2 separate regions of the Homo sapiens genome follow, and region 1 is linked to region 2. A link is an interaction called in ENCODE POLR2A ChIA-PET data of the cell type or tissue named here. Cell type or tissue: MCF 10A. All regions are shown on one strand. Each heading gives the region's core, and the rest is flanking DNA. Links, peaks and the distances in the headings are about the cores only.

Evidence for each region. Peaks named below come from ENCODE experiments on the same cell type or tissue, not always from the same donor. Only the 100,000 strongest peaks of a DNase experiment are listed, where the experiment ranks them.
Region 1: POLR2A ChIA-PET joins it to region 2 with 13 read pairs; 2 of 35 experiments call an interaction of 5 or more read pairs at or near these places.

The regions. Positions count from the first base shown.
Region 1 is chr1:205,972,667-205,984,144 of GRCh38, reverse strand. It overlaps RAB7B (RAB7B, member RAS oncogene family), which reads left to right. Exons shown (of 6, transcript NM_001164522.3): 6 at 5,217-7,405. The coding sequence ends at 5,294. It overlaps SLC26A9-AS1 (SLC26A9 and RAB7B antisense RNA 1), which reads right to left. Exons shown (of 4, transcript NR_110984.1): 4 at 6,050-8,126. Among named protein-coding and RNA genes, the nearest start is that of RAB7B, 25 kb to the left of the region's middle. In MCF 10A, for the core only: a CTCF peak has its summit at 6,557 (motif pointing right); DNase peaks (open chromatin) are centred at 6,574 and 7,244.
Region 2 is chr1:206,022,913-206,034,390 of GRCh38, reverse strand. It overlaps CTSE (cathepsin E), which reads left to right and starts at 10,496. Exons shown (of 9, transcript NM_001910.4): 1 at 10,496-10,667; 2 at 11,334-11,478. The coding sequence starts at 10,600. In MCF 10A, for the core only: a CTCF peak has its summit at 3,573 (motif pointing left); DNase peaks (open chromatin) are centred at 3,530 and 4,660.

The DNA of each region.
Region 1 (11,478 bases), core at 1,679-9,678, 51 kb after region 2:
AAGTGTGGCTTTATTACATGGGCGGTGTAGTTGGCTCCTGAAGCACAGGCGTGCCTGCTCTTGCTGTCCTCCTGGAGTGCTGAGGAATGCTGTTTGACCTTGGTGGTGATATTGATCAATAATCCTCCACAAGCACAGTGCAGCGACTGCCAAATGCTTAGTCACCAGGAAGTGTCCATCAGCCCACAGCCCGTGTCTGTGCATGCTTAGCACCTGTCCTATCTGGGGAAGGAGTATCCTTTATTCTTCAAATGGTGTCCTTCCTACTATATTGTGGTTAAATCAGGTCCTTCTGACTGTGTCGCTGTTATGACATGGTGCTGTTAGTAGACAGTGGCTTGTCTGCTTGCATTTTTTTTATAACACCCTTTCTTGGCAAAAGAATAAATGGGTAGCAATCCATGTCGGTCCCCCATGTTTATGGGGCATGTGCACTGATCAGAAGTCTGGAGGTCACAGGTGTGGTACCTGTGATCAGACTGGCCTGGATTTGAATCCTCCCCTGGTTCTCTCAAGTGGACCCCTTGGCAAGACATATGACTATTCTGAGCTTCCATTTCCTCTCTATAAAATGAAAATAATTTGAGTCCATAAATATCCATTGAGTTGTCAGGCTAGAGCTGGAGACACAGCCCTCAGAGCACTTGAGGTCAGTAGAGTGAGACATCCATAAGTGACTGTCCCGGAGTGACATGAGTGCTGTGGGGGGTGTGATTAAGATGACAAGGTGACTCCCAGACAGCTGGTAGTGAGGATGAGTGAGGATGCCTGCTGGGAGAAGTGACATGTCAGAAAGTTTGGAAGGTAATTCACAGTTTGCAGGTGGAGATGGTAGGCCATGGTGGGTGTAAGCCGGAGGGGAAGAAGGGCAGAGAGAAGGCCAAGGCCAGAGACCCAGGCATGAGTTCCTGGGGCTTATAGGAGACACCTACTGTAGGTCATGTTGGCAAGAAGACACCTGGCGTGGAGGAATGTCAGAGCACGGGGACATAGTTAGTGATGAAGCCAGCAAGGCCACCAAGGCCTCGTGAACCCCGACTAGGAGTGCAGATGCCATACCACAGGCCCACGCCTTCCAGATGGTGCTGCTAGGCTGCCCGAGGTGCTCAGGAGCTCACCCAGGACCTTGAAACCCAACAGGGCACAACTTTCTGCAGTGTCTTTGTTACTTAGAAATTTGCAGGAGAAACGTTCACATAAAAACAAACACACTTAACTAGGGCATAGAATGTAAAATTCACATCAATTCTTAAGATGAAACAGAAGTTTACAAATACAGATTTTGAGGTCAAAGAAAAGTTTTCAGAGGCATTTCCTATAAGGAACTTGCCTTCCTTCCCAGGGAGATTGTGGGCTCATTTGCTCCAGCCCAGGGTGTTTTGAGAGGAGAATGTGGGAGGCGCTTCTATAATAAGGAGTGAGCCCCCAGCTGGGGTGGAAAGAGCTGGGCCTCTGAAGTCGGAACGATCTGGCTTTATACTCAGCTCTACCTCTCATTGTGTGTCCCTGAGCAAGTCATGAAGCCTCTCTAAGCCACCACTTCCCTAACTTTAAAGTACAGATAATAATATCTTCCCTATGAGGTTACTGTGAGGGTTAAATAAAATGCTATTGTAGTGCAGAGAGGGCATTACATGCTGTTTTAAAATGGAGCTGCATCATAGGGTTTTCAGCAAGGGAGCTTCGTGCTGCCGAGAGGATGAGCGCCATGGGTGATGATGAAGAGGCTACTGCAATAGTCCAGGTGTGAGAGGATAGAGCTGGCAAGGTGAGGGTGAATTAAAGAGACTTTGGAGGTAGAAACATCAGGAGCTGATGATGATCAAATGCAGGGAGAAAGGAACAGGAGCAGTTTAGGCTGATGACCAGGTTTCTAGCTTGGCAAATGAAGGGACAATGGATTAGTGATTCCATGAGCCAAGCAATACGGGGAACAAAGGAGAAAGCAGGAGCTTCATGAGAGAAAGGGATAATGACGTCCATGTGAGCACATTGCATTCAAGGATCCTCGAGACACCAGGTGGAAACGTCTGAGTTCTGCAAGTGAGCCTTGTAGTAAAGAGAGCAATATGTGAGGCACCTGCTGAGAGCAGAGTAGGTGTTCAGTTAACATACTGAAAGAGACCGGAGTAGGTGTTAACATTGTGAAAGAAACCAGAGTAGGTGTTCAGCTAACATTCTGAAAGAAACCAGAGTAGGTGTTCGGTTAACATTGTGAAGGAAATCACAGTAGGTTTTCAATTAACATTGTGAAAGAAATCAGAGTAGGTGTTCAGTTAATATTCTGAAAGAGACCACAGTAGGAGTTCAGTTAACATTGTGAAAGAAACCAGAGTAGGTGTTCAGTTAACATTCTGAAGGAGACCACAGTAGGTGTTCAGCTAACATTCTGAAAGAAACCAGAGTAGGTGTTCAGTTAACATTGTGAAGGAAATCACAGTAGGTGTTCAGTTAACATTGTGAAAGAAACCAGAGTAGGTGTTCAGTTAATATTCTGAAAGAGACCACAGTAGGTGTTCAGTTAACATTGTGAAAGAAACCAGAGTAGGTGTTCAGTTAACATTCTGAAAGAGACCACAGTAGGAGTTCAGTTAACATTGTGAAAGAAACCAGAGTAGGTGTTCAGTTAACATTGTGAAAGAAATCACAGTAGGTGTTCAGTTAACATTGTGAAAGAAATCAGAGTAGGTGTTCAGTTAATTATCTGAAAGAGACCAGAGTAGGTGTTCAGTTAACATTCTGAAAGAGAACAGAGTAGGTGTTCAGTTAACATTCTGAAAGGAAAGGTAGATTACTTTAGTAACCAATTTAGCCACATTCAAGGATTAGGTATTTAGTTGTTCCAAAATATGACGAAGGATGCCCTAATAATTAAAGAAGAGATATCCACCAGCTTTGGAAGATATGGGGTGGTGAGGTTTTGCTCCAGAAAGTTAGCAATGCTGGCTGGGCATGGTGGCTCACACCTGTAATCCCAGCATTTTGGGATTACATCCGGCAAGGCAGATGGATTGTTTGAGCCCATGAGTTCCAGACCAGCCTGGGTGAAACCCCATCTCTACTAAAAATATAAAAAACTAGGTGGGCATGGTGGCACATGCCTGTAGTCCCAGCTACTTGGGAGGCTAAGGTGGGAGGATCACCTGAGCCCAGGAAGTCAGGCCATGGTGAGCCATGATTGTGCCACTGCACTCCAGCCTGGGCCACAGGAGTGAGACCCTGTCAAAGAAAGGAAGAAAGGGGAAGGGGAAGCGGAGGAGGTGAAGGGGAAGGGGGAGGGGAAGGGGAGGAAAGGGGAGGGAAAGGGGGAGGGGAAGGGGAGGGAGGGGGAGGGGAAGGAAAAATTAGCAATACCATCCCTGCTGGGGCTTTTCAGGCCCAGCTCCAGTAGCATGAGATATTGCCTAGAGGCCCAGTTCTTTTGGGGTTAATTGGAAAAAGACAGAATCACCACATCCAGTGGAGGGAAGTGGGCTGGCTGGCAGCTGCTCAGTGAATCACAGCAGCTTTACATGGTCCTCAGGATGCAGGACTTAAGGCAAGGCCACTGAGGTGGCCAGACTGGGGGAACAGAGACAGACTCCCACAGTCACACCCCCACTGAAATGCTGCAAGCATTGGAATAGTGTTGTATTACTTGTACAGTTAGATTCACAAGTTGTCAAGAGGCCTGGGGCCTGGAGAACAGAATGACATAGAAACCTAATTATGGCCTGGAGGTTTTGCAGGAAATCTGAGGAACAAGATGCTGCCATTGTCAAGTGAAAATGATGTCATTAACGGAAAGAGCTCAGCGATGACTTGCACCCGGGGAGGGTGCAGATGTCATTAGGGCAACACTAGCATGAAAACCTCAGGCTTTGCCCATGCAACAAATGAGGACATTTCTCACACCTACCCCAGATGGTGCTCACTCTGCTAGTCCCAAGATCCTACCAGGGTGGGGGGTGAGAGATGGGGGATCCCCAAGAAACCAACTCCGTGACGAAGGGCTGGACCCAGGTTCAGCACCACAAGCTCTGTGCCATCGGGGTACATTACTGCTCAGTCTGGGGGTGGCAGTGAGTGATGGGGTGTCAGAGGATCTTCTTATGTATTTGGGGGCACCACCATCATCAAGGTGCAGGAGGCAAGGCTGGACACCACCTCCTGAGGTCTAGGGTCATGAGCATTAAGGATTTGGTGGATATTCACCAGCTGGGTGTCTGGCCTGAGCCTGGGAACTGCCGGGGAGATAAAATCAGAGACAAGGAGGCAGCACCCCTGTCCCTGGAAGTTGCCCCCTGAGAAGGACACTTGAGATGGACTGCCAGGGACAATTTTGCGTGATACACAGGATGCTCTGCCCCTGCTCAGGTCCATGCCAATGTAGCACAAACCCCTTCCACGTAGAGTGAATGCTCATCACTCACCCCGAGGCCCACAGTACTGGCTGTGGGAGGAACATGAACGCGATTGAGCTCTGTGACTAGCAGAGGCCATAGCAGCGTGAAGAGATGGGATCCCTTGAAGAAGAAAGTCTTCAGCCTGAGGAACCCATCTGCTTAAAGAAGGGCCCCCTCCTCCATACCACCCCAACCCCTGAACTGGGGAGGGGGGGCAGGCTCTTGGTGAGAAGTGGAGCCAGCTGGAAAGGCAGAAGCTTGGCAGACCGAGAAGGGGCTTCCTCTGGACCCTTGTTGGGACAAGAGAGACTGGAGAAGCAAAAGGGCCCGGGAGAAACATTGAGTCCATTTTAGGGAGGGCTGCCTGGATGTGGCCAGGACAGAGGACCGACTGGGCTTTTCTAGGCATGAGTAGGGGAGGCTGAGAGGTGGACAGGATGAAAAGGAGGTTGGGGGTATTGGGATATTTGCAGGAAGAGGTCTCCAGGAGAAATGAGGAGTGGCCGTCACCTCTCTGCCTAAGCCCAAATGACACCTCAGCTGTCCCCTCTGGAGAATGGAAAGTTATAGGACATGGCTGGAGGTCAGGAGACTTGGGCCGCTAATTCAGACACTGACCTGCTCTGGGCTCCTGGGAAGAGGCTGGAGGGGAGACACAGGGAAGAAGGAGGGTGGGGAACACCAGTGGCTTCCCTGTCTGGGCCTCAGTTTCCCAGAAGTATAATGGGGAGGAAACAAGAGCCCAGGCTCTGAGGCCCACTAAGAAATGAAGGGCGGGCGGTGCACTCTGTATCTCAGGACATGAATGCCGGCCTCTCTTTCCTTCCCCAGTACCAGAGCATCTTAGAAAATCACCTCACAGAATCCATCAAGCTCTCGCCAGACCAGTCAAGGAGCAGATGCTGCTGACCTCCAGACGCCTGCTCTGGAAGCCCAGAAACAGAGCCTGCCCCGAGCCTGGTCACCCCAGGCTTGAGAACAGGTGACCATCCCCCTCCAGCCCCACTGCCTGCCCAAGCACAGTGCAGGGGGCCTAAGCTCTGCGGCAGAGCCCTTGACCCTGGTGCTGGGCCCAGAGTCAGAGGGCAGCCCCTGGCTCAGGCTGAGTATAGTGAGAGCGTCTGGATGAAGCCCGGAATGTCAGAGCCAAACCCTGGTCCTGCAGAAGTCACCGTTTCCGCAGTGGCTCCAGCTTTCCCCACCCATCCACCCCTCAAACACTCCCGCTCCAGAACACACATCTCCGCAGACCGGCCACTGATTGGAGTCTGGTTACATCCTCCTGTGGACAGACCTTCCTCACCCGCTCCCACCTCACACCCCTCAGCCACAAGCAAAGCTTTGGACAATGGCACAGCTCAGCCTCCTTCAACGAGCAGACTAAGGAGTAAAGGTCTGGACCCCACATGCTGGGCCCGCCTCAGCTCCTGGCAGAAGCTGTCGTGCCTGAGACCCCCTCTGCTCCCTCCAGGGTAGAAGACTGAGGGAGCACAGGAGAAGCCACAAGGGACCATGGCTCATTCCTCCTTGCTGGGTGCTCAGGCAACTCACATAAATCTCTGAGTCTCAATTTGTTTATCTGTCCTGTGGGGGTGAGATGTGCCTTGCCCCCTGTATCACAGTGTGGTTTTGAGGACCAGAAGCTGTGCTTAAATCCAGTAGCTGTTGTCAATATGCATTTATTTACTTCTTTGACAAGTTTATTTTTGCGTATCTACTATGTACGATGCATTGAAGTCCAGTGACAAACAAAACACAGGGACTCTGCCCTCCTGGAGCCGACATCTGGTGAGGGAGAGACGCAGACTCTAGACAGATATTTCCAAATAGCAGGTAAGTGCTATAAACAAAGGGAAACAGGGTAATGGGATAGAGTGACAGGGGGTGGGATGAGTTGCTATTTTAGATGAAGTGGTCCAGGAGGGCTTCCCTGAGGAGGTGGCATTTGGTCTGAGGGCTAGAGAATGAGAAAGCAGCTGTCACCTGAGAGCTGGAGAAAGAACATTCCAGGGAGAGGGAGCATCAAGACCCAAAGCCCTGAGGCAAAAACAAGCTTGCCATGTTCCAGGAACAGTGAAAGGACATCCATTGACCTAATACTCAAAGCTGCTGTCCCAAAGACAAAGCAAAGGGGACCCAGCTCCCTTGGGTGGCTCCTAGATGCTCTGCTGCCTGACCACCAGAGGGCAGCAGTGCTCCTTCTCTTCCAGGCTGAGCAGAAAGTGGATGCTCATGAAGGTTTTAGGAGCTGGGGTTTTGTCCTTCAGATGCTCAAAGCTTGTTCATGGGCTTGGAGGCATGTTTAGCCCTTTGGGATTTGTAAGGCAGAGAATTCCAATTTCTTAAGCCTAGTAAGAAATGAGCAAAAACTTCAATATATATGACTCAGGCAAGAAATCAGCATCTGTGGCAAATACTAGAATGAAATGCAAGAAAGCTCACTGCAAGGAGTCTCCCTCCCTGCAGATTCCAAGGCTGGAATCTTTTTCTTCTGGCTCCAGGCAGCACAGACAGGGCCTAGCCTGGAGAGGGTGGACAAGATGTCCTCTCAGGGTCTTCAATGGCCAAGTCCATGCCCACTGCAGAATCTTTCTGTCTACCCGTAAGTATCCTTTCCTGAGTTCCAGGCAAAGCTGGGGATGTTAGCCTATGACTGTCATCTGACTTGGAAGGTACACCTAGGGGCCGGGGGGAGGTCAGCAGGGGAGTTTGGGAGCCACTTCTCCCCCCACGTGGCACTGGAGTGTGAACTGGCTCATTCTGGACACCAGCATGGAGCCAGCACGGGAACAGGGGGGCAGCCTAGAGCACAAGCTCTATCTGTGTCCTTCAGAGCTCCTGGGAAACATGATGCGCCCTCATGGGAATGGCATTTTGCATATCACACAGGCTGTCCTGGGAGTCAGGCAGACTGGATTGTCACGTGCGGTGTGCATGCAGCAGCTTGTGCACTGCAGTGGACCTGTGGACCATTTCTAAAGGTGCACAACAAATAATAAATGTGTCCTTCTTTGTTTTTATCTTTTGTGCGACTTAGATTTTATATTTTTAAAAATACATCTACGTGGTTCGATATGAAAAAGATACTAAAGGGCAGACAACTAAAAGTGAACTGAGACTGGCTACATAATTTACAGAACCCGGTGCAAAATGGAGATCCGGGTCTCTTGTTCAGACATTATTGAGTTTCAAGACAGCAACAACAGAGCCTACGATCAAGGATGGGCCCCACTGAGGGCAGGTCACTCATTCATGGAATCAATCCTTAGCAAACAATGAGTCTCAGACACACTGAAGCTAGAATGGAAAAGATTCTGAGTCTGCAAGAGGCAGAGCCACGCTCAGATTCAATAGGAGTTCCAAACCACACATTTTGCACCTTCTTCAGACTCAGGAGCCAGGACAGAATGTTCCAAATGCAGGGTGGGGATTGCAGGGGCTGAGAACCTGCAGCCTCTGTTCTGTCACAACCAGGGGACATCTCAACCCATCCCCCAGGCAGAGGAAACTGAGCCAACAATCAGGGCCACATAGAGGTCCTCCCTACGCACCACCCCCCATCCCACTCCCACCCTGCTCCCAAGTCTGGGACTGGCCCTCAGTGTCCACCCCAGCAGGTATAGGAATTGGCAGAGGGAGGCAGCATCTGGAGGCTGTGACTTCAGGCCGGGACAAGTGGCACCCACTGGAGCCTGGTTGGGGGTGTACAGGCAGCGCTTCTGGGGTCCTTCATCACCATCCCTGTAAAGAAGAGGGTCAGGATGAATAAGAGCACCCCATGCCCTGCACAGCCCCACTGCGAGGCACAGCTCCAGGCTGCCACTGAGCAACAGATAATCCAGGCCAGGGCTCTGGGTGGCACACGCCCTTGGGGCTTGGGAAAAAACAAAACCAAATCTTATCACCAAATAAACCTGGGCTGGGCCTGGGTGGGTGCCAAACCGCCCACGGGGATTTTGGGAAATGCTGACTGTTCCTGCCATTTGCTCCCACTCAGCAGAAGTCCCCAACCCTCACTGAGTGTTTGGTGGCCTGTCCTGTCCACCAGCCACAGGCAATGCCTCAAGCAGGTCCCTGCAAGGTCAGGCACCAGGCAGCACCCATGGCGTGGGAGTCCTGGGACCGCACAGTCCAATGGGGTCCACAAAACAGTCACGCCGGCAGTGACACCGGACTGGCTGAGAGGTGTGTGGCAGCCTAGCCGTGACAGTGGGCTGTGCGCACTCCGGGAGGCTCCCTAGGTGCGATGGGGATGGGCCAGGCTAGGCAGGAAGTTGAACTCCTGCAGAGGGTCAATGGCCCGTACCAAGATTGTGTACGTGTCTGAGGGTGGTGTGTGTTGTGTGTGGAGGGTGGGTGGTATGTGGTATGTGTGTGTCTTTGATGTGTCTGTGTGTGTGTGTGGTATGTGTATGGTGTGTGGTATGTGTGATGTATATGTTCTGTGTGTACAGTATGCTGTGCGTTTGCGGTGTGTGTGGTATGTGTGTATGATGTGTGTTTGTATGTGGTGTGTATTGGTGGGGTCTGTGAATGAGGGTGTGGGTGGGTGGGTGTAGGTGGCATGTGTGATGTGTGTGGTGTGATGTGTGTGGTGTGTATGTGGTGTGTGGGTATGTGCATGTGTGGTGTGTGTGGTGTGATGTGCATATGTATGTGGTGTGCATGTGTATGATGTGTGGTGTGTATGTATGTGTGCATGTGTGCTGTATGTACTGTGATGTGTATGTAAGTGGTGTGTAAGGTGTGTGTGTGCATGTGTGTAGTATGTGGCGTGTGCATGTGTGGTGTGTGTGGTATGTTTGTGGTGTGAGTGCTGTGTGTGGTATGTGTGATGTAATGTGTGTGTACGTTTCTGTTGTGTGTGAAGGGTGTGGGGGTAGTATGTGTGGTGTAATGTGTGTGTATGTGGTGTGTGGTGTGAGGTGTATGTATGTATGTGTGCACGTGTGTGTGGTATGTGGTGTGTGTATGTGTAGTGTGTTGTGTGTGTATAGTATGTGTGGTGTAATGTGTGTGTATGTGGTGTGCAGTGTGGTATGTGGTATGTCCATATGTGGTGTGGTGTGTAGGGGTGTGTGGGGTGTGTGTGTGGTATGTGTGGTGTAGTGTGTGTGTATGTGGTGTGTGCATGTGGAGTGTGTTGTGTGTGTGGTGTGGTGTGTGTATGTATGAGGTGTGGAGTGTCTGTGTATGTGCGTGTGTGTGCATGTGTGTGGTATGTGGTGTGTGCATATGATGTGTGTGTATGTGTGGTGTGTGTGGTGTATGTATGATGTGTGGTGTGCATGATGTCTGTGTTGTGTGTGAATGGTATGTTTGTGGTGTGTGGTGTTCGTCGTGTGGTGTGGGTGGGGTCTGTGTGTGTGAGTGTGGGTGGGTGTGGGTGGGTGTGCTGTGTTTGCATGTGTGGTGTGTGGTGTGTGTGTGGAGGGGTGTGTATGTGGTGTGTGGATACATGCATGTGTGGTGTGATGTGCCCATGTATGTGGTGTGCATGTGCATATGTGGTGTGGTGTATGTACGTTTGCATGTGTGGTGTAGTGTGATGTGTGTATGTATGTGATGTATGTGGTGTGGTGTGTGCCTGTGCGTAGTATGTGGTGTGTGTGATGTGTGTGTGGTATGTGTGGTGTAATGTGTGTGTGGTGTGGGGGATGTGTATGGAGGGTGTGTGGGTGTGTGGTGTAATGTGTGTGTGGTATGTGTGGTGTAATGTGTGTGTATGTGGTGTGTGGGGTGTATGTGTGCACATATGTGTGCGGTATATGGTGTGTGCATGTGTAGTGTGTATGGTGTAATATGTGTGTATGTGGTGTGTGTGTTTGTGCGTATATGTGTGCATATGTGTGTGGTGCGTAGTGTGGTGTGTGGGGTGTGTGTGGTATTTGTGTTGTAATGTGTGTGTGTGGTGTAGGGTGTGGTATGTTGTGTGTGCACGTGTGGTATGTTGTGTGGTGTGCAGTGTGAGGGGTGTGTGTGTATGAGAGGTGTAATTGTGTGTGTGGTGTGCGGTGTGGTATGTGGTGTGTGCATGTGTGGTGTGTGTGTGATGTAGTGTGTGTGTATGTGGTGTGAAGGGTGTATGCATGGTGTGAATGTTTGTGGTGTGTGGTGTGGTATGTAGTGTGTGTGTGTGGTGTAGTGTGTATGTGTGTATGTAGTGTGCAGTGTGAGGGGTTTGTGTGTATGTGTGGTATGATGTGTGTGTGGTGTGCGGTGCAGTATGTGGTGTGTGCAGGTGTGTGTATGTGTGTGGTGTAGTGTGTGTGGTGTGCAGTGAGGAGTGTGTATGTGTATGTGGTGTGTGATGTGGCGTGTACATGTGTGGTGTGTGTGGTGTAGTGTGTGTGTTTGTGGTGTGCAGTGTGAGGGGTGTGTGTATGCATGGTGTGATGTGTGTGTGTGGTGTGGTATGTGGTGTGTGCATGTGTGTTATGTGTGTGTGTATGTGTGGTGTGTGGTGTGGAATGTGGTGTGTGCATGTGTGGTGTGTGTGTTTTGTGTGTGTGGTGTGCGGTGTGAAATGTGGTGTGTGCATTTGTGGTGTTTGTGTGGAGTAGTGTGTGTGTGGTGTGCGGTGTGAAGGGTGTGTGTGTGTGCATGGTGTGCTGTGTGTGTGGTGTGCAGTGTGGTATGTGGGGTATGCATATGGTGTGTGTGTGTGGTGTGCGGTGTGGAATGTGGTGTGTGCATGTGTGGTGTAGTGTGTGTGTATGTGGTGTGTGGTGTGATGGGTGTGTGTATGCATGTTGTGTGTGTGTGATGTGCGGTGTGGTATATGGTGTGTGTATGTGTGTGGGGGTGTATGTGTGGGGAGTAGTGTAGTGTGTGTGTGTATGCGGTGTGCGGTGTGATGGGTGTGTGTGTATGCATGGTGTGATGTGTGTGTGTGGTGTGCGGTGTGGTATGCGGTGTGTGCATGTGGTGTGTGTGTGGTGTGTGTTGTGTGTGTGTGTGTGATGGGGTGGGGAGTGGGCTGAGAAGGCAGGAAGGCAGAGTGCCTGCTGGAGTACGGACACCATGGCTGAGGGGTAAGGTGGGGGCAGCACCGCAGCAGATGAAGGGATGGGTCTGGACAGCACCACTGCCC
Region 2 (11,478 bases), core at 845-8,844:
TGGGTGAAGCTCTGCTGTCATGAAACTTACAATACAGTGGGGAAAGACAGGCAATAAGCAAAGAAACAAAACAAGAGAATTACGGACTGTGATCATCCTATAAACCAAATGAACAAGAGCGTGTGATAGAGGCAACTAGGGAGTAGGATGGAGGCTCTTTAGATCCAGGCTGCGTGGGGAAGCCTCCTGGAGGAGGTAATGGGGTTTTTCTGCATCCCCACTGGTGCTCCTTCTTGGCCTCCTTGGCTTCCTCTTCTTCCTTCACCTACCTGCAGTCTTCAGAGCACAGTCCTGGGGCTTCTCCTTCTTCTACAAACTCTCTCTGGGTGCTCTTGGCCAGTTTCATGACTCTAACCACTTTCTATTCACTGATAATCTCCCAAATTAATATCTCCAGCCCTAACAAGCCTATGACCACCAGACCCACACATTCAAGGGTCAAGCTGATATCACCCCTGAAAAGTCTACTGGCATCTCAACTTAATATGCTCAAACAGGCCTCTCGACTCTCTGCTCCCTCCAACCTGTTCCTGCTGCCTCAATCCCTGTACTCCGTAAATTATCTACCTGACGGCGCAAATGAAAAAGCTGAGGAGTCACTATTTTTTCATTGCATTTTAAATTGTTTTTGAATAAGTAATTGTGATGGGCAGAATAATGGCCCCAAAACATGCTCATATCTAATCCCTAGAATCTGTTAATATGTGACTTTACATGGCAAAAAGGACTCTGTAAATGTAATTAAGTTAACAACCTGGAGGTGAGTTATCTTGGATTATCTGGATGGGTTGAATCTAGTCACAGGAGTCTTTAAAAGTGGGTAACCTTTCCCCTCTGTGGTCAGAGGGAGACATGAATTTGGGGGAAGAGTCAGAGACACTCTGCTGACTGTGAAGACAGAGGAAGGGGCCATGAGCCAAGGCCTGCAGGGAGACTCTAGAAGCTAGAAAAGACCAAGAAACAGTCTCCCCTCCAGCCTCCAGAAAGGAATGCAGTTCACCAATCCCTTTCTTTTAGCCCAGTGAGGCCTGTGTCAAACTTCTACGCTACAGAACTGTAAGATAATAAATTGGCACTGTTTTAAGCCACTACATTTGTGATCATTTGTTATAGCAGTAACAGAAAACTAATAAAGCAACACAGTCACACGACTCAAAATTCAGAGAGTACAAAATAGGAGACAACAAGCTTCTTTCTCACCCTGTCCTCACCCACCAACTTTTCCCCAAAAGTACCTAATGCCACCGACTTCTTGGTATATCCTTCCAGAGACATCCTATTCATATATAAGCAAATGGGGCTATGTATACTTTCACCTAGTATGTTATACAAATGATAGCATACTATACATACTGTTCCACATTTTTCGAGTCAACAATACGGTCTACATGTTTTTCTTTGGAGCTTTTTTATTGTTTTAACCTGGCACCATCACATTCCATTGCATAGACGTAATTATTTAGCCATTTCTTATTGTTGGCTATTTCCAAGCTTTTTATCACAAACAATGCCCTATGCAGAAATAACCTTGAACTTGCAGCATTTCACACAGGACTCAGACAGAGACAGATTTATCTCAGACTGAGACAAATCCAGGAGTCATCCCTGATTCTTCCTTTCCTTCATTCCCATCTAATCTGCTAGCCTGTCCAGATGGTTCTATCTCCAAAACAAACTTCAGCCCACCACTTCTTTCCTTGTCCACCATCCCCACTCTATTCTAAGCCACCACTGTCTCTTGCCTGAGCCATTGCAGTGCACACATCTGCGGTTAGGAAGACTCTGAGATTCCTATACTTGTGTCTTGCCCTTTTGAGGAAGAGCCCTCTTGAGGCCTCAGACTTTTTGTTCCTGAAATAGGATCAATGAAACTAAGCATCTAGATTTTTCTGTGAATGAATGAGTGGTGTTTCCCAAGACTTCAGTAATGGGGTTTCATTTGGAGGCTCTCCTAAAAAAGAAGCTTGTTAAACCTGAAAGGAAGATCAGACGAGTGTCTCTGTGTCTTGGAACAGACGTAAATTTAATTGCATCTTTAATATGTGTTTTTCTTCTGTGGGTTTCCAGGGCACTTAATGGGCTGGGAACAAGACAAGAGTTTTTAGGAATGGAGACAAATTCACCTTAAACAAGAACCTGAGATTAAAGGTCTGCCTTTATTCTACCTAGCCACAGCCTAAATCCTTCCCTGATGGCTCTTGAGGAAGTTCCAGGATGGAAACTGATTCAGAAAGTCTGGCAGTCCTGGTACAGGAAATAAAACATTAAAGAAAGGAGCACTGCAGAGGGAGGCCCCTGTGACTATAAATCTAAAAAAGAAAACTCATGGAGACTAACGGAGGGAAGGAATCAGATTTATGGCATATTTGCTATGGTATACTCTCTCTTCTTATAATAAAATGTTAATTATTTATTAAGCTTTTACTGTGTGTCATGCATTTTCACATATGCTTTTATTTAATTTTCTAATAACTAACAACTCCATTTGGCAGATAAGGAAACTATGTATCAAAGAGTATATTTATTTTGTAGCCTTTCAGTAGTTGAGCCCCTAATCACAGAGTAAGAAGTGAGGACAGGTGGAAGCTTCAGCAACTGTCCTGAACAATTAAAATACACATCAGTGTGAATGACCTTCAGAATGTATTTCAGTCTGTTAATATACACAATAATATGTAAACTATACATGGCAGCTGAGAGTTGTGTTTAGGATCACAGATTCTTTTGAGACAGAGTCTTGCTCTGTCGCCCAGGCCGGAGTACAGTGGCACAATCTCAGCTCAATGCAACCTCCGCCTCCCAGGTTCAAGCGACTCTCATGCCTCGGCTTCCTGAGTAGCTGGGGCTACAGGTGCAAGCCACCATGCCTGGTTAATTTTTGTATTTTTAATAGATGGAGTTTTGCCATATTGGCCAGGCTGGTTTTGAACTCCTGAACTCAAGCAATCCACCCGCCTCAGCCTCCCAAAGTGCTGGGATTGCAGGCGTGAGCCACGGTGCCCAGCCAACATTACAGATTTTGTAGAGAGACTTCCTGAGCTTCAGCATGCTTAGTTCCATGATTACCTGCTGTGTGGCCTTGGACAAATTCCTTTCCCTGTCTGGGCCTATTTCCTATTACATTTAAAGCACTTAGAGCAGTGCATGGCATAAAGTGGAATTTAGCCAGGCTACCCGTAATGAGGGCTTACTTGATGTCAAGCACTGGGCTGTGTAATATATAGAAAGCACTCATCCTGAAGATGGTCTCATGGAATCTTCAGACCATTCTGCAAGGAAATCATTCTTTCTTTTCTGTAGTGAAGGAATCTGAAGCTGTGGCACATCCCCAATGTCATGCAATCATCTGTTAAGTTGCAGAGTTGGGAATTCAGACCTTGCTTTGTCTGCTTCCAAAGCCTGGGCTCAGTAACAAGCAAAGCAGATGGTGGTGTTAGTGTGCAGTCCTGCTTTTGCGCAAGCCCGAGGCATAAGCTGCTCTTCCTGCTTACAGGTACAGACACACATACTCTCCCGCCACAAAGACACACAGGCAGTATTCAAGTGAGAAACTTTCCCAGTGCCTGCGCCCTCTGCTGACTGTGCTGTAGCAATGGCTGGTCTGAAAGGCACTTTCCTGGAGTAGAATTGCTGGTGGTTTTGGAAATGACTCCAACAAATTGAATCCTTGACATTGGGAGATACTGAAGACATTGAATCTTTCTTATTTCCAGTTGCATGAAAACAAGAGGCTTTGACAAACCAAAGTATATTAAGACACATGGAAAAAGTAAGCTTTTAGTGCCAGGTGCTCTCTTTTGGCAATAAAAAAATGGTTTGAGCACCTTAAATTTTATTTTTTCAGAATGTGTCGAAGGTGGGGAGTTGGAGAAAGGTACATGTGGGAGTTTTTGCTCCTGTCGGCAATACAATAGTCTCCCTTGCTGAGAGACTCCTTGATGGCAAAATAGAAAATGTTTGAAAAATATGCAGTGAGAAGATATCTCATCATGCAGCTCCTCACCGACACACCCCACCATGCACACACCCATTTGTTCTTACAATAAAAGAAGGCCTCCAATTTTTACCATGCAAGAAATTATTCTCTGTCCCTCTCTTCTTTTCCTCTCTCCCATTCCTCGGTGCCTTTCTCTTCCAGAAAGAAATTTTAGAATGTCAGACCTCAAAGATGACCCAATACAATGCCACAGTTAAGAACACTGACTTCAAAGGCAAACCTGGGTTTGAATCCTGGTTTCAGCACCTTATGCAAGTTACTTAAACCCTCTGTGCCTCAATTACCTCATCTGTAAAATGGGCTTAAAAACAATACCTAGCTGATAGGATTGGTGAGAGATTTGAATGAACTAATGCTTGTAAGTCCCTTAGCTCAGAGCCTAGCACAGAGCTAATGCTTCCAAAGTATTCCTTGATATTGTCACCCAATCAAGCCTCTTCATTTTATAGGCAACAAAACTAGATTCAGAGAGAAGGGATTTATCTGCGATCATATGGCCAGTTAGTGGCAGAGCCAGGACTGGAGCCAGGCATCTCATCTCATCTCATCTCACCTGGTACAGACATCTTTCTACTGTACCACACACAGCATCGTGGATTTTCCCTCATTTCCTAACTTTAAGCAAAAGAGGTTGGGCCATTTCCCAGTTGGCCAGGTTTGTGCTGAACCAGCAATGTGTTGCAAGAGTCAGGCATCCTGGAGTGCATCCTGCGGTGCCGGCTCCCCTGTGAGCAGGAGCCAGCTCATGTCTGACAGTAACAGACTCTGTTCTAGGAGCTATCGAGCCCTGATAAAACTTATCCACAGAGCACTGAGCAACTGTCCTCTTATATTGTTATTATTTTATTTTGAGACATCTGTTGCCCTCTCAGGCTGGAGGGTAGTGGAGCAATCTGGGCTCACTGCAACCTCTGCCTCCCAGGTTCAAGAGATTCTCCCGCTTCAGCCTCCTGAGTAGCTGGGATTACAGGCACGTGCCACCATGCCTGGCTAATATTTGTATTTTTAGTAGAGACAAGGTTTCACTATGTTGGCCAGGCTGGTCTTGAACTCCTGACCTCAAGTGATCAGCCCACCTCAGCCTCCCAAATGTCCTCTTATTATTAATTTACTTTCTGGAAGCTGAAGCTCCAGAAAGAAGTTCACTAGATAGTGACACCACCACCAGCTTTCAAATGTTCTGGGAACAAAGTCTCTACATCCAGCCAGCCTCCAATCCACGTTCTTGAGCGTCTCTTTCTCTCCCCCCACCCCTCTCTCTCTCTCTCCAAAGACCCTCTCCTAATGCAGAGAGACCGGATCATTGACTATACTATGTGTCACTTTCCCCCACATCATACTATTTCACCTCAAATGCTCTTCTCTCTCCCTCTGCTCAAAGGACACACACAGACAACCACACATATGCCTAAGGTCTTTTGTTCTTTGGAAAGTGTTCAAATTGTCCACAGCAATATTTGGTTCTTGCTGGAAAAGGCCAGTAATCTACAGCCAGGGTAGGTTCAGTTCCTGGTGTCTCTGGAGAGGACAGATCCCATTAGCTCTGACAAACATCCCCAGTGTTCCTGCTCTTAACCTTTGTCAAATTTTCCAAAATCCAGCTAGACCCAGGGGCTCCTTGCAGGCAGTCGAGGCTGTGTCTGCTCCACTCAGTAGTCAGGTGGCCCACAGCTGCAAGGACCAGTCAGCTTTTTCTCAAGCCTGGGCCAGGCAAACTCTCTACATTTAGTAAACAGGGGCAAGAGGGATGCAGGGAGAGGTCTAAAAGATGGAAAAGGAGGGAGGGGTTATGGTTAGCCCCCTTTCAACAGTTCAGTGATAATGATGCTATAATTCTGTAGCAGAAAGTTTGCCCGCTTAGAAGTCAGGAGGGCTGAGTCCTAATCCTAGATCAGCCACTAAATGAACCATGTGCTCTTGGGCTGATCACTTTGCCTCTCTGCCTCAGTTTTCTCATTCTGCTATACAAGTGGGTTTGTCTTGAGAGTCTGTAAGAACCCTTCCAGCACTTCTGAAACACTGAAGTTTTTAGTGACAATCTTTAGTTCACATGACATGTTACAGTTTTTCAAGAACTTCCACATGCAAGCATCATTTGGAGCTACTGTGGGTTTGGTTCCAGACTACTGCAATAAAGTGAAAATTGCAATAAAGTCAATCACACAAGTTTTTTGGTTTCAAAATGCATGCAAAAGTTGTGTTTACCCTGTACTGTAGTCTATTAAGTGTGCAATAGCATTATGTCTAAAAACATCTTAATTAAAACATGCTTTATTGCTAAAAATGTTAACAATCATCTGAGCCTTCAGGGAGTCATAACCTTTTTGCTGGCGGAGGTCTTGCCTGGACATTAATGGCTGCTGACTGATCAAGGTGGTAGTTGCTCCAGGTTTGGGGTGGCCATGACAATTTCTTTCTTTCTTTCTTTCTTTTTTTTGAGATGGAGTTTCACTCTTGTTGCCCAGGCTGGAGTGCAGTGGCAGGATCTCGGCTCTCTGCAACCTCCGCCTCCCAGGTTCAATTAATACTCCTGCCTCAGCCTCCTGAGTAGCTGGCATTACAGGCATGCACCACCACACCCAGGTGTTTTGTATTTTTAGTAGAGATGGGGTTTCTCCATGTTGGTCAGGCTGGTCTCAAACTCCCGACCTCAGGTGATCTGCCCGCCTCGGCCTCCCAAAATACTGGGATTACAGGCACGAGCCACAGCGCCCAGTTCTTAAACTAAGAAAACAATGAAGTTTGCCACATAGATTGACTCTTCCTTTCTTGAAGATTTCCCTGTAGCATATGATGCTGTTTGATAGCATTTTACTCACAGTAGAACTTCTTTCAAAACTGGAGTAATCTTCTCAAACCCTACTACTGCTATCAACCAAGTTAATGCAATATTCATAATCTTTTGTTGGCATTTCAACAGTGTTCACAGCATCTTCACCAGGAATACATTCCATCTCAAGAAACCACATCCTTTACTCATCCATAAGAAGCAACTTCTCATCCATCCAAGTTTGATCATGAGGTTGCAGCAATTCAGTCACACCTTCAGGCTCCACTTCTAGTTCTCTTGCTATTCCCACCACATCTACAGTTACTTTCTCCACTGAAGTCTTGAACCCCTTAAAGTTATCCATGAGGATTGGAATCAACTTCTTCCAAACTCCTTTTAATTTTATAGTTTGATCTCCCATGAATCATGAATAATCATAATGGCATCTAGAATGGTAAATCCTTTCCGGAAGATTTCCATTTACTTTGCCCAGATCCATCAGAATCACTATCTATGGTGGCTATAGCTTTACAAAATGCATTTCTTAAATAATGAGACTTGAAAGTCAAAATTATTCCTTGATCCAGGGGCTGCAGAATGAATATTGGGTTAGCAGGCATAAAAACATTTATCTCCTTATAAATCTCCATCAGAGCTCTTTGGCAATGAGTTGCATTGTCAATGAGCAGTAAAATTTTGAAAAGAATTTTTTTTTTTCTGAGCAGTAGGTCTCAACAGCAAGCTTAAAATATCCAGTAAACCATGCTGTAAACCAATGTACTGTCATCCAGGGCTATGTTGTTCCACTGATACAGCACAAACAAACTCTATTTAGCATAGTTTTTTAGGGCCCTAGGATTTTCAGAATGGGCAAATGAGCATTGGCTTCAACTTAAAGTCACCAGCTGCATTATCCCCTAACAAAAGATTCAGCCTGTTCTTTGAAGATTTGAATCCAGGCATTGACTTCTCTCTAGTATGAAAGTCCTAGATGGTATCTTCTTCCAGTATGAGGCTATTTTGTCTATACTAAAAATCTGTTGTTCATTGTAGCCACCTTCATCAATGATCTTAGCTAGATCTTCTGGATAACTTGCTGCAGCTTCTGCTTTGGGACTTTCTGCTTCACCTTGCAGAAATCTCCATAGGCTTCACGTTTTCTTCTGCAGCTTCCTCACCTCTCTCTGCCTTCATAGAACTGAAGAGTGTTAGGGCCTTGCTCTGGATTTGGCTTTGACTTAAGGGAGTGTTGTCACTGCTTTGATCTTCTATCCAGACCAATAACACTTTCTCCATATCAGCAAGAAAACTATTTTGCTTTCTTATCATTTGTGTGTTCCCTGTAATATCACCTTCAATTTCCCTTAAGAACTTTTTCTTTGCATTCATGACTTGGGTAACTGTTTGGTGTAAGAGGTCTAGCTTTCAGCCCTTCTTGGCTTTCAACATGGCTTCCTCACTAGGCTTAATAATTTCTAGCTTTGAATTTAAAATGAGGAACATGCAAATCTTCCTCTCACTTAAACACTTAGAGGTCACTGTAGAATTATTAATTGGCCTAATTTCAATATTGTTGTGTCTCAGGCAACAGGAAGGCCCGAGGGGGAGAGAAAGAGAGGGAGAGAGAGAGATGGGGGAATGACCAGTTAGTAGAGCAATGGAGCAATCAGAACACACAATTACACTTATTAAATTCTCTGTCTTACACGGGTGCAGTTTGTGGTACCCCAAAACAATTACAACAGTAACATCAAAGATCACTGAGTACAGATCACCAAAACAGATAAAATAATCATGAAAAACTTTGAAATATTGCAAGAATTACCAAAATGTGGCACAGAGACACAAAATGAACACACAGTATTGGAAAAATGGTGCTGATAGACTTGCTTGACACAGGTTTGCCACAAACCTTCAATTAAAAAAAAAAAGCAGTATCTGCAAAGTGCAGTAAAGCAGAGTGCAGTACAACAAGTATATCTGTACCTTATTTTGTTTGTTTAATCCTCCTTAAAAACCCATTGATGTAGGTAAGGTATTTGGCAGATGACAAAACTAAGGTATGTGGTGAATAAGCAGTTACGGGCAAAACATGGCAGAGTTTACTGCCAAAATGAATGATCTCCACTTCTAGCCACTTCTGACTCAAGCTGCCCTTCTAGGTTTAGACCACTCTCCCCAGTGAAAGATCAACAAGACGGGCTCCTGGGAAATGCCAAAGAGGCTTTGTTGCCTTGGGTTCAGGGGTCAAAGGTCTAGGCTGTTCCTTAAGTCTTTTTGATGTCTTTTTTTAACATTTTTGGACCCAAGGGTGGGTTTGGCTTAGCTCCATACTCCACGTTTGCTTGCCATTTGAACTTCAGAGATGAAAGGCAGATCCCATAGCACTTAAGAGATTTTCCAGAACACTAGCTGGTCAGGGCAGAGCTAAACCTAAACGCAGGCCATCTACTTCCTACTGCTGAGCTAGTGCCCTCTGGAAGCATTGGCATATGGTGGTGGCCTCTGCTGCCCTGGCTAACTTGAGTCAGGGTCAGGGTCTTCCTACCTGTAACCCCTTCATCCCCACCCCAGGCACTGAAGCCCCACCATCTGTTTATGAGGCGGGTGGCCACAGAGATAGGCTGATGGTGAGGGGGTTTCACACACTGCGGTAACTAAGGCCTGAGCCCCACCCACTCTCCACCCCTGCGCTTAGTCCCACTTGACAGATAGAAGATCCTATTGTCCCTGAGCACTGTTAAGGGCTGAACTTTGTCCTCCAAAATCCATGTTGATGTCCTAACACCTAGTACCTCAGAACGTGACTGTATTTGGAGATAGGGTCTTTAAAGAGGTATTAAGGGTAAACGCAGTCATTAGGGTGGGCCCTACTCCAATATGACTAGCGTCCTTATAAGAAGAGGAAATGTGGATGTGGACACAGCCACACGCTGAGGGAAGACCCATGTGAAGACACAGAGAGAAGGCAGCCATCTGCAAGCCAAGGAGAGAGGCCTCCGAAGCAACCAAGTCTGCCAACACCTTGATCTTGGACTTCCAGCCTCCAGAATAGTGAGAAAATAAATTTCTGTTGTTTAAGCCCCCTGTACTTTGTCATGGCCGCTTTAGTAGACTCATGCGGGCACTTGCTGTAGACGCTGACCCCCTTGACCCTCCCTCGCTGCCCCTGCATTCTCCTCCACACACCCCTGAGCCCCAGCCCCAGATTCATCAAGTCCTTAGAGTCAGGAGAGTGGGCTCCATAAATCTGCAGCTACATTTTCCCATTTCAGGGCCTTTGAGGAGTGCTGGTTTGTGCTTCAAAGTGGGCCAGGGAAGGATAAACTGCCTTTGGAGCATTTGAGAGATTGAGGAGAGAACAGGAATCACCCAGAAAACAGACTGACGAATATTTTGAGTTAGAATCCTGCCACCCATGACAAGTCAGCTCCCACCCCTCCAGAGTCTCCAGCTAGAGCACTTGCAGTAAGAGTTCAGTGGGCCTTTCCAGGCAGCCAGGCATGTGCTGCCCTCCGGATTCATTAACAGGGTTTCTTGGGGTCAGAGGAGGTGCCAAAGCCCTGAGAGAAGCCAAGCCCCAGAGGACTCCCAAGTTCTCCCCGCAGACTCATATTCCTCTTGTAGGTGGGAAAGGGACGGAGAGGTGCAGGGGGAACGCCCTGTTCCACATGCCGTATTTACTCTGGGCATGGCTAATGACTCCAGGGCCTTATCATTCGGCCCTCAGACTGGGCTGGGCAGGTCTGAGAGTTAGGGAAAGTCCGTTCCCACTGCCCTCGGGGAGAGAAGAAAGGAGGGGGCAAGGGAGAAGCTGCTGGTCGGACTCACAATGAAAACGCTCCTTCTTTTGCTGCTGGTGCTCCTGGAGCTGGGAGAGGCCCAAGGATCCCTTCACAGGTGAGAAGACGTCCCCGCACTGTGTTCAGCTGGGTAGTCCCATGCCCTGCAACTCAGGGCTGCTCTGGGGTAGGAAAGCTGATGGGGAGGTGAAGAGGAGGAGAAGCTGAGGGCTTGCGTCAATGCATGGAAGAGACTCATCCAGTGACCGCCTGTGTATGGCCTTAATCTCCAGTCCTCAACAAGTCATCCTCCTGCCTCCACCTCCACGGAGGTGCCTTCCCAAGTCCCAGGGGTCTTCTTGTGTTGCAAAAGAGCAGGAACCTGCAGTTGTGGTTTGTAGCTCAAAGCGCCCCAGGACTTCCCCAGGGGACTGACCATCACTGTCCCCAAGAGTTTTTCTGTCCCTTTAAATCAGCCCTTCGTGATGTTCATGTAAAACTGTAGACCGCCCCACATCTCCCATTTTCCTAGATCTCAAAGACCTCAGCTCCAGGAGGGGAGCCATTTCCACTCTAAGATTCTAAGACTCTATAGGGCAGAGATGAGGCCGGGCAGGCTGAGTGGCAGAGAGGACGCTGATCCCACCTGTATCCTGCGTGCTGTCTTGCAGATCCCCCCCTCCCACCCCATCTTCTCTAGTTGGCCCCTGAGAAAATGGGACGAGAATGGGGGGAAGAGGGAGGCAGAAGTACATCTCCTGCTTACATGGGGGTTTGTCTCCAGGGTGCCCCTCAGGAGGCATCCGTCCCTCAAGAAGAAGCTGCGGGCACGGAGCCAGCTCTCTGAGTTCTGGAAATCCCATAATTTGGACATGATCCAGTTCACCGAGTCCTGCTCAATGGACCAGAGTGCCAAGGAACCCCTCATC